2 separate regions of the Mus musculus genome follow, and region 2 is linked to region 1. Evidence: chromatin loops called from intact Hi-C (ENCODE). Cell type or tissue: left cerebral cortex. All regions are shown on one strand.

Region 1 (8,000 bases):
ACGAGAGTGACTGACAGGATGCTGAAACCACAACAAACAGAGAGGACGTCAGAGAGGACAACAATCAGGACTCTGGGGACAAACAGCAAAGCTGGTAGAACGGGGCTCCGCACAGTGGGAAAGCTGCTGCTCCAACAACCCATCCTTCCCTAAGGCTTTTTTAAATGTCTAGAAGGTGGGCAGACAACTCCACATGATTTCATGTTCAATTAAATTAGACTCACAGAGTCAAAAATAGGGGTCAGTCACAAACAATTGGCACCATTTCTGACTTCATATATAACAAACAGCTGAAGGCACATATTTTTGGCTGAATGCCACTCTAAAAATAGGACATAACATCTTGGTTTTTAAAATACTCTCGATTTTCTTTCTTCTTCATAAAAAAAACATCATACTGCCTTAGACGAGAAGAGAAATATCTTTTTTTAATTATGTGATTGCCTTCCTCTGTTGCTACAGAGCAACTGCAATCAAGACTTTCCTTTGATAGCCAAACTACCTTTATCTTTCCCGAGGTCTGATGATCAGAGAGGACAAAGACCTTAATATTAAATGGGCGAATTTGCAATGTCCTCCCACTGTGCCTCACCCCCTCCTCTCATTGTCGCCTGGAAAGACATCATCTCACCAGAGGAACAAATACCCAACTTTGATGTACATCTAACTTAAAGCATGTCGACAAAGGAAGTATACAGAATTAATAGATGATCCCCTCTATAGGAGAGGCAGCTCGGAGAAGGGAATTCCAACCTGCCTGCTATTTATTAAGCTCTCCCCAGTGTGCTCCCATTGTGATAATTAAGTCTGCAGACCACAAGGAAGCTAGGCTCACTGAACTTTCACCAGCCTGTCTATATCGTTTTGCCTTCTTATGGCTATACCGAGTTAAAATTTTATAATGCATAAACATGAAGTGATGGCGTCAAGGAAATGCCATGGTGCTCCTCCAGTCCTGCTTAGCTTTACTGAATCCAAGATTTAAAGCTCACGGAAAACAAGGGCGAAATTCTCTCATCCTCCAAAGCACCGTTTGCTAGAGTTCGGTAACAGTACTAATTAATTACTGAGTTGTTTTGTTTTTAACACGGTGCTATTGCCATGACTAAGGTATTTTCGTATGTTCAGAATGAGATTCTTTGCTATTAGGAAAATAGGGGGAAATCTTTGAAGTATAGATTTGAATGTAAACATCAGCTTTGTTACATGGTAGCCGTTCTGCTGCTTAAACAATCTAATTTCCTAGTCTGTTCATTGGGGATAATGTTCCCATGATGAAAAACTTCCCTAAAATATGAATGACATACTTCTGACAGTAATTTTTCAGTAGACAAATAGTCCTATTTCCTATTAGTTAAAACAAACCTCAAAAAATGGAAATAACATATCTAGTTAAGCCTCTCAACAAAATATTCTGATTTTGTTATTAAAAACCATAAGCTTTGGATTGTAGCTATTTTAGTATTTCTTTACAAAATTAGGACACAAACAATAGGTGCCTACCTTCCAAACTTTCTTGTTCATCAGAAGTATATGCATCCATCTGACTTTGTTCCCGCAAGAAACGAATAACTGCATAAACTAGGGGCTTCACAGATGACATTTTAGACGCTTAAATATCTCCTTGATTAAAAAAGAAGAAGAAAATAACAAGGGTCATCCACCAAGTTCAAAGCAATAAAAGCAAAAATATTCATTACCTTGATTACTTTTCTCTCTTTAAAGGGTCCAGAAAGCACAAGTGGTTATAGTCATGTATTCCACATGCTCATTCAGACCCAGCACTATTCAACTATGTTAAAGCTTGCATCAGTAAAAAAATAAAAATAACAAAGACAGATTTTCAAAACATGTGTAGCAACGCCTAGAGCTCACCGTGTCTTAACAGCATATATGATACAGATACAAGAAAGTATAGGAGTGCAGACATATGGAGAATCACCCTTGAAAGGCCTCGCTTCTAAGTTGAGGGAGATCTCGTACTGCTGACTCAGAATGTGAGCCATAGTGAGAGCATCTTCCTTTATTCCAAGAGATTTTTTTTAATGTATTAATCATTTATACTCTACTACTTTTGTAGGTTAAGAGTCACTTGCTGACGACAAGGCTCTGTGGAAAGGTTATTCAACCATTGAGTGTTATTGTTAAAACCCGGCGTTTCTATTTAATCAGTACACTGGTCAGAAATCACCGTCTAACCCGATAGATAGTACAAACCGATCTGCCCCTGCCTGCAGTAGCTGTGCTCTCGTGGACAAGCTGGAAGCTCCTGGCCGCGTTCATTCACATGGAATACTATGCATCCAAACAGTGGCGCAGGGCCAGGTGGCATTAATGGCTTATTTCCACTAAATCGTATCAGCAATCTGCTCCCCGGGATCCCTAATTCACAGCCAGGGTGTGGTACCCGCTTCTAGGATGTTTATTAGCTTTGTACTTCTTTTAAAGGCGAATCTACTCCCTAGGCCAGAGAGGTTATTTCACTCTCTGACTAAGGACCCGGGGCAGAAGAGGGAAACAGAATGGGGGTGGGGAGAGCTGTCCAACCTCCTCCAAGCTTCCCCTCCTACATCTCCAATCACATCCACCTCCCACCCCCATGGTTCCCTCCCCGTTGTACCCCGGCTTTGCCTCAGCCCAGACAGTGTTTGCAGGGGGTGCGCGGTGCAGGCCTCCATCTGGGGCTGCGGGAGACGCACCCTTTCCAGAGAGAAGCCCCTTACCACGAGAGGACACGAGATGACGGCTGCGGGCCCGGGGGCGTCGGGAAGCGGGTCCGCCTGTCCCCGCGGTCCTCGGGGCTTGAGCGGTGTTCTGGATCGCAGAGGGGGCCACGGCTCCCAAACTTCCCCCGCTCCAATGCTGCCGCCGCCGCCGCCCCCTCAGCCCACCCGGCTGCTCGCAAGGCTCTCGGACGACAGTGCTTGCTGGATCCGCCCCAGGGGCGGAGCAGGGCACGGAGGGGTGGGGTGGAGGCGGGGCAGAGAGAGGGGCGGGGCGATGGACTCGGGGCGGGGACGGAGCCGGATGCGGGGCGGGGCTAGGGGCGGGGCCACGGCGTAGGCGTGGGCCTGCAGCACGTGGGAGGGCGCTGGCTAGCGGCCTCAGTCTCGAGATCTGGTCTGCTCCGCTCTGCCCGCTCTCGGCTTCCGGGCTCGCAGACTCCACCGCCCGCCTCCTGCACCTACCAAGCCGGAGGACCACGCGCCAGCTGCTGCCGGCCTCCCGGCCTGCCCATGATCACCCTGTGCCTTTCGGCTCTGCGAGGCCTCCACAGGTACTCTAGTGGGCGGGTTAACCTTGACCGTGGGCAAGGGTGGGGTCGTCTGTCGACGACAGCCGTGGGGCCTGGTGCAGCCCTACTACACCCACCCAGGATGCCTCTGGGACTGTTCTTTCCCTCTGCCTGCTTGATGGACTCTGTAGGGACACCTGGTGCAGCAACCTGGGGCCACCTTTCCCTTGCCGCTTCCCCCAGGAGGCCGTCCTTTCCCCTTTGTTTGGGATTGCTTCAGCCGCAGTCTGTGAGAATTGTTGGGTTCACAGACCCAACCCAAAATAAATACGGAAGGATAGACCGACGCGCCCTTCAGACCTGCGGACCTGATACAGAGAGTGCCGCAGCTGTGGACTCCAGAAAGCAAGCATTTTCGTACGCACCTCATGCACTTGTTAGCGGTCCAGGCGTTTAATATACACCCGAGACCGCTTTGGTTTTCATACTTATTTCCGTCCTTGCTTTCTAACTTCATTTTTATATCCCTCCTTCCTTAAAACATTCGATCTCTTAACCTGGCAAATTGACTTGGTCCAGAATTGTTGCTTGGACACGGTTTGAATTGCTTCCTAGCGCTCTAACCACACCCCTCTGCAACAGACCAGTAGCAAAATGGTGAGAGAATTAAATTCTTTGCACGGATATGCCGGGTTTTCGGGAACAAAGCCGCCACCACCTCCCATTGCCAAATCTGCCTTACACTGAAATTTCATGTGAAAGTTCAACGGGGAAAAAAGAACTTTGTGGGGTTTGTAGATGTGCACACAACTATTTCAACCATCAGCATTTCTGCTTTTCGTCATTTTCTATTGTGCTTTGCCACTCATCTGCGTGGATCACTGTGTTCCTTAGCCCTTGTGCACCCAGGGGACAATAGTGATTCTTCAGAGTTCACCTGATGACTGTGACCATTATTTGAGCAAGGTTTGTTGTTTTCTGGTCTCCAGGCTGGAAGTGGTAAAGCTGTCAAATGAAGTTCTTTTTTCCATTTAATGGAAAGCAAGAAGAGAGAATAAATTTCCATTATAACGCTGCTAGCTCTCTTTTCTAACTTTTTAATATTAAGACCCCTTTACCTTTAAAAATTGCTGAAAACCTAGGAACATTAATTTTGTTGTTGTCGATTATATCTACCGATAGTTAACCATATACAATTAAAACTGGGACATTCGGGCTGGAGAGATGGCTCAGTGGGTAAGAGCACCCGACTGCTCTTCCGAAGGTCCAGAGTTCAAATCCCAGCAACCACATGGTGGCTCACAACCATCCTTAACGAGATCTGACTCCCTCTTCTGGAGTGTCTGAGGACAGCTACAGTGTACTTACATATAATAATAAATAAATAAATCTTTAAAAAAAAAACTGGGACATTCATAAAGATTAATGTTTATCAAGTAGTAATAAATATATGCGTATTTTTCCATTTATCTTGTCAGTGGATGCTGGAGTGACTTAATACAAAATGGCTTGATTACTACACATACCTGTACATTTAAGCTGTTTCTCCATTTTATTTTGATTTAAGAAGGAAAACCTTACTTCACATTCATATATAGGTAGAAAGAGAAGAATTTTTTTAAGCTTTATTTATTTTATTTATATGAGTATACTGTAGCTGTCTTCAGACACACCAGAAGAGGGCATCAGATCCCGCTACAGATGGTTGTGAACCATCATGTGGTTGCTGGGAATTGAACTCAGGACCTCTGGAAGAGCAGTGAGTGCTCTTAACCACTGAGCCATCTCTCCAGCCCAAGAGAAGAATATTTTAATAGCTTTCTAAAGTAACCATGGTCAGTGCTTGGTTTTTTAAGGGTGAGCTGCAGAGTAGAGTTCGGGGCGTGTACCACTGACTCTACTTATGCTGCTATGCTAAGTTCACTTGGTGTATCTTTAAATTGGGAGGGTACTCTGCATAATTTTGAAACTCCAGTCACAGTTCATTTGGGAATAAGTGGCTGTGCTATGGAGTTTTTCTGATGTTGACCTATTTTATTACATACTGTCTAATGTTACATTCCTCAGGGTTACCATCCATTTTTATTAGAAGTCTTCAAGTGCTCACTGTAGTAGATCCTATTCTCCAACATTCTAGTTTTCATTGGAAGCCTGGAATTTTATTAGTGACTACATCCTTGTATTTTTCCTTGAAGTGACAGTCTCACTTGATTACTTCAATGGGGATAGCTTTGCTTGTTTGCTTGCTTGTTATTTTGTTTGTTTTGTTTTGTTTTTGAGACAGGGTCTTGCTCTATAAAGCCCAGGCTGGCCTTGAATTCACAGTCCTCATGTCTTAGCCTCCCAGTTGCTGCGATAACAAGTATGATCCACCTCACACACCTACTGGCATTCTAAACCCACAATTCTTGTTGTGCTGGAATTGAACCCATAGACTATAACTGGATGGACAAACAGAATAATTCTGATTTGTTTGTCATTAAAAATAGTATTATAATCAAGTATAGCAACACACTCCTGTAATCTCAGCGTTGAAGACATGGACAATAGGATCAAGAGTTGAAGGCCAGCTCAGCGTATGTGGTAAGACCCAGTATCAAACAAATTTGTTAATTTCTTAAAAAAAAAAAGGTATTCAATGAAAAGAAAGGGAGGAGAAAAGGTGTTTTTTGGCTCACAGTTCATTCACTTTGACAGATGCTGTGATTTGTGCAGTCAGTTCCACTGGAACACCATTGTTCAGAGGTGTATGTGTCTGGCCGTACGTCCACAGTGAAGAGTTGAGGCTTAATAAACAGTAGTTAGTGCAAGAGTATCCTAAAATACAACTGAGATTCTTTTTAGCAGGAGTGTGAGGCCTTGAATTTGTCTACCAATGTTAGTAATAGTTTTAAGTGCAAAGATGGCAACAGTTTTATACACCATTGGTTTCATTATCGCCACAAAGATCTATGAAGCAAAAATCGTATTATAAGCTTCAGTATTCTGGAACATTCTGCACCTCATGTTTTCCCTGACCTGGTCTCAGGGTCCACTCTACAAACCTGTGGCCTTATTGTTTGCCTTCCAAGTGTGGAAAACTGCTTATATACTCAGCATTGACTGACTCTTCATTCATGCATGCAAAGAAATAAATATATAAAAAGCCTCAAAATTGTTATCTTCTTAGAAGTTAGTAATATGCCAGGTATGGTGGTATGTGCCTGCTATCTCAGCATGTGATAGCTTGAGGGAGGAAGATTATGAGTTCCAGGCTATCCTGGGTCTCAGAGTAAAACCCGCCTCGAAGAAACGGGGGGGGGGGGGGGCGGCGCGTAGAAAGGAGTGGTTAGTATTAGTAATCTACTGTAAGTATATTAACTCGTATGTCACTTGAAGACGTAGATAATAGTCACTGTGGTGGTTTGAATGGGACTGGCCCCCATAGGCTCGTATTTGAATACTATTTGAGAAGGATTAGGAAGGGCTGCCTTGTTGGAATAGGTGTGGTCTGGTAGAAGGAAATGTATTGCTGGGGGTTGGCTTTGAGGTTTCAGAAGTCCATGCCAGTCAGCCTCTCTTCTACCCTCCCCCTCTCTCTGGATCAGGTTAGATCTCAACACTACACCTGGCTACCACCACGATGATAATGGACTAAGCCTCTGAAACTGTAAGAAAGCCCCCAATTAAAGTTGTCTTGGTCTTGGTGTCTCTTCACAGCAATCCAGCAGTGACTAGGACAGTCATCATATACAGAAGTAGTCCTTAACTTTGAGCTTAAATGACTAATATAGAATCTGTTGTTTCAAATGCTACCCTCCCCAAAAAGTTGATAGTAAGTAACATGTGAGGCTTCTGTTGTCTTTTTCCTGTTTACTCTGGTATTTGGGCATATCTGGGCCAGGTCTTTTTGTTTGTTTGTTTTACAGAGGTAGGGTATATGTTTTCTTTCCTATTGGCAGAGCAGCTGTATGTTGTTCCCAGACAGCTTCGCAGGTAGGGTGGTTGATGAGAGCATCAGTTGTATTTCTTATGAATAAACAGACCAGGAACCTGGAGATTAGATTATAGATTGTAGTTGCTGTCAGGCTAGCTCTTAACACTGTGCTATGTCCACTTTGATACATGACCTGTCCTTCCTTCGTGTGTGTGTGTGTGTGTGTGTGTGTGTGTGTGTGACAGAGAGAGAAAGAGACAGACAGACAGATAGGATCTCAATATATAATCTGGCCTTGAATTATCTCTGTAGCCTAGGATGACCTGAAACTTAACATTTAGCACCCTCCTGTTTGCATCCTACTGTTTCTTTCTCTACTGTAGTGCTAGGATTACTTTTACGCACTACCAAGCTTAAATGTTCTTAGTAAGTCTTTCTCAAACCTTTAATTTCTTAGTGTAAGCTCTTAGAAATAGAATTTTGTAAATCAAAGGTCACACATAACTTTCAGGACTTTGGTCCTTAGCACAGCCTTTCCTAAAAGAAGCATTTACAGGCTGGGGAGTTGGCTTAGAAAGTAAAGTGCTTGTCATGCACGAGAAGCCGAGCTTGATCCATTGCTGCTAAGGACCAGTCTTGGCTTGGAGAGGGGTTCTGAGGAAAGGGTATATGGGAGCAGTAGAAGAAAGGACTCAAAGTTAACGAGGTGGGGTATAAGTTGACAGTCTTGTGTTCTGCTCAAGACAGCTCTCCCGAGATCTCCATATAGATCAGTTCTTGCACACCAAATCCCAGACTTTTACTTGCGTATCAATTCAATTGTACCCCAACCAAGTTCCCTTTTAACTA
Region 2 (8,000 bases), 340 kb after region 1:
GGTTGAAAATGATTGCGCAGTATTAAGGTGCAAGTTGCATGTAGACAGTTTGTGTCTTTTACCTGCCTTTGTCTAAAAGTATAGATATTAGGGCCCGCTAGTAAATAAATTGCATGTTATAAATTGACAGCAAAGCCTTTCATTCACTCATTTACCCTAACCTCCATAATTGGTGTGAAAATTTCCAAGAATTCTCATAATCAGGGTGCCTGCCAATTTTGAAAATAGGTTAAGCGGGGTTGCAGCCTGTATTTAATAATGAAGCTATTGTTTGGTCAGGTATTAATGTATAATGTCCAGATGTCATTGTCCCTTTACCACTGCAGCCCAGGCCTCTGGGTTCCTCCGCCTGATGTGGAGAAAGAGCCGAGCTGCTTAACTGACAGAAGCATCGAGAAGTGATGGAGTTTGTAGGCACAACCTCCGCAACCCTCACTGCAGCAGCAGGTAAACCTCTCTGAAGACCTAGTGACGCCTAGCAACAGTCCCGGCGACCTGACCCCAGGGCTGCGGCCGCCAGGACCCGCGGGGAGCCGCCGCGTTGCCAGGGCGACGCTTCCGGCCGGCGCGCGCAGCCCCCGGAGCAGGAGAGTTGCGCGATGGGCGGCTAGACGTGCCCGGGCGCGGAGGATTAGCTCTCGGGAGCGCGCTCGCGGCCGCGCGCCTCTGCTTCCCAGGCTCCGTCGCTGACGCGTCGTGGACGTTGGGGAGCGGGAAGGCAGCAGCAGCGAGGCCGGGATGAACAGCGGCGGCGGCTTCGGCTTGGGCTTAGGCTTCGGCCTCTTCCCTACGACGGTGATTCAGGTGACGAACCTCTCGTCGGCGGTGACCAGCGAGCAGATGAGGACGCTCTTTTCCTTCCTAGGAGAAATCGAGGAGCTACGGCTCTACCCCCCAGAGTGAGTGCTGGAGCCCGGCGGGGGGAGGGGCGCGCCGCCATCCAGACCTCGGGCGCCGAGGGAGGCACGGGGCGAGCGCGGGCGTCACGTGACGGCGCGCTTCCCTAGGCGGCCATGTTTGATGAGGGCACCCGGCCGGCCGCGGGGCCTCTCCGCGGTGAGGTTTTGTTAATTGAGCTCCACGCGGGGTTCCTGCAGAGGACTTAGGGGTGCCTTCCTCTCTCGAGCCTCCGGGACTGTGGTTGATGCCCGGCCTTCGAGTTGGGTGCCCCGGGCCTTTGGTTTCCCCCGAACTTAAGATGGCCGCAGGTGGGCCGGCGACAGTCCTCATGGCAAATGCCTATAACGTTTCTTTTTTTTTTTTTTTTTTTTGCACTGGGAGAATCGTGGAGAACGCCAGCAACGCCAACGCCCGGACCTCTAGGTCTTAATGTCAGGCTGCTAGCGCTGCTGAGGGAGCGAGCGGATGACAACATGGAATCGGGGCTGTTTTTGTTCTCCGGGGTGATCTTAGACATTTACCATCGTTTTGGTTTTTCTAACCGAGCCCATATTCACGATCTTAAAGATCACGTCAATCTCTCCTTTTGGCAACAGCCTGAATTTTCCTTCTCCAAGAAGGTCACGCTGGCTCAGACGTTTCAAAAAGTATAAATCGGTGCAGAATTATCACTACTGTGTACATGTGTTTAAAATCCAGCGCTCGCTTCTTAGGCAGTGTACTTGAAGTGGTAAATTTCCCTTATGCAGTATTCACTAATCGGATAACTTGTAATGGTTTTACCGTTCGTAACATTCTCACACTCATAAACTTTAAGAAAATACTAAGGGCCACGGTATTTTGTTCTTTATGCTAAAATTATTTGAAGGAAAAGTTGTCCACGATTTTTTTGGGAAAAGATTTTGGCTTATTTCATAGTCATGCACACAGAACAATATATCTCTCTACTCTCTGTAAGTAGCAGAATGGCTACAAATTGATTTCTTACGGATGTGACTATTTAATGTTATGCATTCAAAAAAGTTGAAATAAAACAGTGACTGCCTATCAGTATTCTTTTCACTTGGTGCAGGTGATTATTAAATTTTCATTTATTCTAGCTGGGCGCGTTGCCAGGCGCCTTAATCCCAGCACTCTAGAAGGCAGAGCCAGGGATCTCTTGAGTTCAAGCCCACCCTGGTGGCCAGTGCTTTCTGGGTGAGAGAAACTGTCTCAAAAAACAAAACAAAAGATAAGAAAAGAGGAAGATATTCAATGTTTTAATAGTGCTCCCCTCCCCCTTTTATCTTGTATGTGTTCGGAGAATACCATGATACTTGGTTATCTCCAGTCTAGAAAAGGCCCCTTCCTCACTTAAGAATCTAATGATGTTGACATTTTGTGATGCAGGTTAGAAGAATGACAGATAGTCTGAGATTCAAGCACAATATGTTTTCGACAAGAATCCTGCATAAGTGCATGAACATAAGGTCTGCTGTAACCATGGCACTAACATTTGTAGTATCTCTTAACATTTAAAGATGCTTTCAGCCATCAGCTTACGTTCTCGGGTTCGTAGGAGGGAGGGCTGTATCAAGCCAGTCAGTAAAATGTTCTGCCCATGAACTCTTGTAAATTAACTTTGGGGCATTAGAGGGTCTGAAGAAATATATTAGAGAATGTTCTTCACTCCCAATGGAATGCCGTTTGAATGAGGGTAACACACTGCCGGGTATTAACTGGCATTTGGGAAGGTGCATCTTAAAGAGCCTCCCTTGTCTTCTTCAGGGATGGTCTTGAATAAACCCAATTTCCTCCCTGCATGAAAAAAAAATTATTATTTGGGGTTTAAGGATCAAAGGGGTTAAAAAGCTCTGTTGTTTAAAATAGTATGTCACAATTATTCCTTTGGCAATAATTGTTGCCAGACAAAAACTCAACTCTTCCCTAGTTTTCCTAAGTTTAGGAGTAGAGCCTCACTCTGATTTTGTAGTGATAAACTTTATTAGCAGGTTTTCCTCTCCGTAGTGCAGTTATGCTAGCTGGTCCTTAAAGATATACTTGTAGTTTGGGGCTGAAGTATATATAAAAATTCAGTCAGTAGTACTTTTGTCAAAGATAATGATAGTTGTTTTAATTATCATATAAACATTGCTTTGTGATTACTTTTTAGAAGTCGAACAGTTGTTTGATTTAAAATTAGAGATACATTTCTTTAGTGAAATGTGAAAATAGGTCCCATCAGGTATCTTCCTTTTTTGCTCTTCACTTTATTTTTTGAGCGTCTTTCTCTGATCTGAAGTGCCAGCAGACCGGCTTAGCACTCACTGGGGATCTACCTGGAGTGCTGGTGTCTCAGCCACATACTATACCCTGCTTTTATGTGAGTGCCAGGATCCTACAGATCAGGGAGGGGGGGGGTTCATTTTAATTTTTAAACATTAAACATTAATGTAAACTGGCCAGTAATATGGGTCCAGGCTGATAACACGAGTTCAGTCCTAGAACCCACTGTGAAAGCAGAATTCAGTTGCTGAAAGTTGTCTTCTGACCTCCCTCTACAGGTACACCTGTGCATACACTTGCACAGATAATATAGAATGTAAAAACGGATGTATGTAGGCATTCATTTAACATAGTAAGAATTACTTGACATTTTTTCCTGTTGCCAGATAATTATATATCCAGAATTACTTTTTGCACAATAATTGAATTTCATAGTTCCTGAATACCTATTTATACAAATTGCTTTTTTCAGTAAACTTATCATTGTAATGTAATTTTTATACAGAAAAATGAACCTGGTGTGGCGATGAATGAATTCTTAGAGCTTTACACATGGTAGTGTAGCAAGCAGCACAGCTGGGGAGCATCTGCACACTCCATGCTCCCCTGTGCCTGCCTGCAGCTGACTAACCTCCCCAAGGGGAATTCTACTTTGATTTCTAACACCAGGGAGATTTTCACCTGTGCAGTTTTTCTTGCTTGCCCTGGGTTCTACTTTTCTGGTTTTTGAAGTTCCAAGAACCAAAGTAAAAGTCTGTTTACTTAAGTAACTTAGTTACTTAAAGTAACTTAGTTAACTTTAAGAAATTACATATGCTGTGTCTGTTATATTTTGTTGCCATGGCAAACACCTAAGCTCATCAGACAGGGAGTTCTTTGGCTCATGATTTTAAAGGCTTCATAATGTGTTAGCTGGTTCTGATTGTTAGCCTATGGCCAAGCAGAAATAAGGTGGTTAGGAAATAGACCCCAGGAAGGAGCCAGGAACAAGATAAAATCTCCACCAAGGTACACACTGGTGCTGTAGCCTGCCCCACCCCCTACCAGTGCATTCAGCTGGATAACCTCAGAAACAACAGTAGCCAAGGAACAAGCTTTCAACTTACCAGAGCCTTCTTGGGCTACTTAACTATGGCAGCCATTCTTTATAGAATGGAGAACAAGAAAGTCTGTGATCTTAACATCACTCCACCAAACTCCTTTCATTAGCATGTTTTTTCTTCTGGTCCTCTATATGTGCCTATTATAATACAGTATAATCAAAGGAGTCATACACTGTGATTATAAACTTTTTTAACTTAATCTGTAATAAGCACTTTTCATATTGCTGTGCTTTAAAGTAATATTTAGACATGTGCTGTGTTGAGTGTTTTTGAAATTCTGACATATGTTGGTTATCTTTAAAAGTTTTAATTACAAATAAATGTGTTTAAGCAAGATGCATTTGGAAATGTTGATCATCAGCAGTGATTGGTAGGTCTGCAGGCTATGTCAGTGCTTCCTAAGAAAGACTTGGAGATTTGTGCCATCCAAAGTACTTTTGGAGGCCTTAGGTAAATGCTGTGGTAGTCAATAATTGCATACATAAAACTATTTGTCCATGTTTTGTACTATGATCTTCTGAAGCAGGTAATCTCAGCTGGGGGCCACAACCTCTTTGGAGATCAAGTGACCCTTTCACAGAGCTCACCATTGGAAAACACAGATATTTACATTAAGATTCAAACAGCAAAATTACAGTTGCCAAGAAGCAACAAAATAACTTTATGGTTGAGAGTCACCACAACATGAGGGACTATGTCAAAGGTTGCTCAGTAGTTAGAGTATGCGCACTACTGTTAGGTTCCCAGCACCCACTTTGGGCAACTCCTCATAACTCCAGTTCCAGGGGACCTGATACCTTCTGGACTTATTGGTCACTAGCATTCACATGTATATATCTACACTTAAAAATAAAGTCTTTTTAAAAACGTGACTTTGAAATTACTAGTTAAACAGTTACTCAGTGACTTAATGAGAAATAGCATAGATAATGAGTTAGACTAGAGTGTCTACTATTTTGCAAAATAAATTACATAATATTTTGTTTGTAAAACCTTTTTGTTTTTGCTAGCCTGAAGCCATGCAAAAACCCCTTGTTTGGTTCCATATTATCTAATTATATGATTAATATGATGTTTTCATTATTTTTTTTTTGTTGTTTTTTTTGTTGTTGTTGTTTTTAGCTTGGTGGCATTGAACCCAGGGCCTCCCATGCTACACTAGTTATGGGTTTACCACAGCTTTAGTAATATAAATGTTGGCGATCAGTTAGGGGCGAGAGAGGCTACAATTTGAAGTCTTGAGGATGGCGACTTCTGTTAAGGGATTTTGACTGATAACATGTTATCAAGGGTTGACTGATTTGTTGGCACCCCTAGAGTGACCTCTGTTTTTGTCAGACTAGTCAGTGTTAAAATTTCATGTGTTAGTCATATTTAGCAACAAAAATTATCTGTCTGATGAAAGAAAGAAATTTCAAATGAAAATTATAAAACCATGCAAATGTTTATTAATCCATTTGTTTTCTTTTTATCTTGCAGCAATACACCTCTTGCTTTTTCCTCCAAAGTATGTTATATTAAGTTTCGTGACCCATCAAGTGTTGGTGTGGCCCAGCATCTAACTAACACGGTTTTTATTGACAGAGCTCTGATAGTAGTTCCTTGTGCAGAAGGTTGGTATCTTATGGTTTTTTTTTTCTTATTGTTTTAATATCTGTCCTGTCTGTTACTATAGCCTTTAGCTTTCCTGGAAATTGGCCAGTACTCTATGTGTGAGTCTGTCTGTGCACACTCATATTGGTGTGTGTGAAAACGAGAATGAAATTTAAAGAAAAAAACACCTGTGGAAAATTGTACTGAAGTGCTTAGTTTATTATTTTTGGATATTTGAGATTTTGCAACTGAACATTTAGAAAATTTATCAAATATTTGCCTACTATAGTTTGCTTTGGCTTTTCTGTAGCCAGTTCACAGATTGTAAAAAAGAGCTTTTTAGAATTTAAAAGCTTAAGTTGGTATGAAAAAATATTTTAACTGTATATGTAAGCATATACTCATGAGGACAGAGTTAAGAATTTTCCAAGTAAAGTATAATATGTATACTCAGTCAAATTGGGGTTGTGATATTTTATATTCATTTGAAAAATACTCAGTTTGTTCTTTCAAATATCCTCTTAAGGTAGTTTCTCTCAATTGTTACGAGACTATTATTTCATATTCAGTGTTATTTTTGTTATACACCTAAAACTTTTTTCTTCGATTGGCTTACTGGATAGGGTAACTGGAAAGCAGTTTTTAAAGCCTCCATCGGAGAGTGAGATCAGAGATGGGAGCAAAGCCCAAAGTCTTCTGGTTACTTGTTAAATTTTACGTCTTGCCTTGCTGTAAGAGCTAATTATTATTAAAAATTTTATGTTTTTCCAGAAACATTCATATATAATTGGCTGTTGATTTTGACAATTTTAATGTACAGTTAACTTAGAGTACTGACTGGCTTATACATACATTTTAATTTTTTTTTTTTTTTTTTTTGCTAGATGATAGTAACTATTTTGTAGCATAAAAGTATGGTAGAAAAAATTTAATGGACTTTTTATATGTGATTTTTAAAACTTGTTGTAGTTACTAGGTTTACATTAAAATCATGAGCTCATCTGGATTTTGCTGTACTTTGGGAGTTTTATGCTTGTTTCAGAATGCCTGTTTTGGAATATTAGGAGCATTATAAAATAAAGCTCCTCCCAGAATGTTAATTTTGAAATCCCAGAACAGGAAGTTCTGGTTTCTTTTTTCTCCCCCAGATGAATTGGACAGCATATTTCTTGTGTTTGCGGGGTAGAGTAGACAGGGAAGACAAACGTGCTGAAAAGGAAACGATTTGCCAATAGATTCTGGTCTTAAGAGCACCGTGAGCCCCGAGTTGGGGAGTAAGGTGAGAGAGGAAGAAGTTTTAATTCTACAGAGTTCCATGCTATGAAAGTGCCCAGGAAAAACCCTAAACTGGAAATAGCAGAAAAGTGTATAGTGTAGGCTTCTGTCCTTACTGACTTGGAAGGAAAAATGTTAAGTTATTGTTGGAACCTTGCTGTAATCCCATGCAGTCAGAGAGATGATGTATAAGAAACTTGCACGGTTATGGGATATGGGGGGCTTTAGTGTAGTTTGTTTTACTTGGCTGATTAAAACAGTCAGCTATAACTTTAAGCATTTTTAATGCTACTATTTTTCAAGAAAACTTTACTATTTTTTGGACATGCAAATCTAAAAATTTACTGCATTTTTTAATCTGTACCTTAATAAAGTATCTTAAGGTACCTTAATAAGATACAATTTTTAAACTTTTTTTTCAGATATAGCTGATGACTTTTAGAGCTGCTAAGTCTGATTATGCATCCAGCAAAGTAATGCATTGTTACATTAAACAAGCAGAAAAGAGCAGAGTGAGAGAAGCAGACGAAGGCAGTCTGCAGTGCAGGACGCTCTGAGAGCTGCACGGGGCTGTGGATGCTGCCCTGGACAGTTGACTGTGACAGTTGACTGTGCTTGCTTCAGCACCACAGAAGCAGCACTGGTGTAAACAGGAAAGGCCACAGAAAACATTTTACCAAAGTTTTTAATTTCTTTTAGTTTGCTATTTTTTAGTTCAGACAGTAATGTGAGAAAAGAGTGGAAAAGTGGTATTGATACCCATTAAACAGGGACTACTGTTAATAAAGTGTGCCGTTTTGAATAAAATATACCTTCATTATACTTGTCTAAATATGACCTTCTTGTTGTTACGTGCATTTCAGA

The links. Hi-C counts contacts between places; a loop is a spot of excess contacts. Peaks named below come from ENCODE experiments on the same cell type or tissue, not always from the same donor. Only the 100,000 strongest peaks of a DNase experiment are listed, where the experiment ranks them.
Region 2: it touches region 1 in a loop (2.4-fold over the local background); 3 of 42 quality-filtered maps call a loop at or near these places.

What each region holds. Positions count from the first base shown.
Region 1 is chr13:104,104,693-104,112,692 of GRCm38, reverse strand. Nln (neurolysin (metallopeptidase M3 family)) reads left to right here and starts at 3,079. Exons shown (of 13, transcript NM_029447.2): 1 at 3,079-3,277. The coding sequence starts at 3,237. Sgtb (small glutamine-rich tetratricopeptide repeat (TPR)-containing, beta) reads right to left here and starts at 2,952. Exons shown (of 11, transcript NM_144838.2): 1 at 2,724-2,952; 2 at 1,504-1,623. The coding sequence starts at 1,603. In left cerebral cortex, no CTCF peak of the experiment used is centred here; DNase peaks (open chromatin) are centred at 2,600, 2,961, 3,103, 3,750 and 4 more places; H3K4me3 peaks cover 4,278 bases; H3K27ac peaks cover 3,381 bases.
Region 2 is chr13:103,767,198-103,775,197 of GRCm38, reverse strand. It overlaps Srek1 (splicing regulatory glutamine/lysine-rich protein 1), which reads left to right and starts at 590. Exons shown (of 12, transcript NM_001361085.1): 1 at 590-899; 2 at 5,748-5,881. The coding sequence starts at 739. It overlaps Gm52054 (a long non-coding RNA gene), which reads right to left and starts at 581. Exons shown (of 4, transcript XR_003950659.1): 1 at 162-581. In left cerebral cortex, CTCF peaks have their summits at 2,061 and 3,440 (motif pointing left); DNase peaks (open chromatin) are centred at 646 and 945; H3K4me3 peaks cover 2,920 bases; H3K27ac peaks cover 1,732 bases.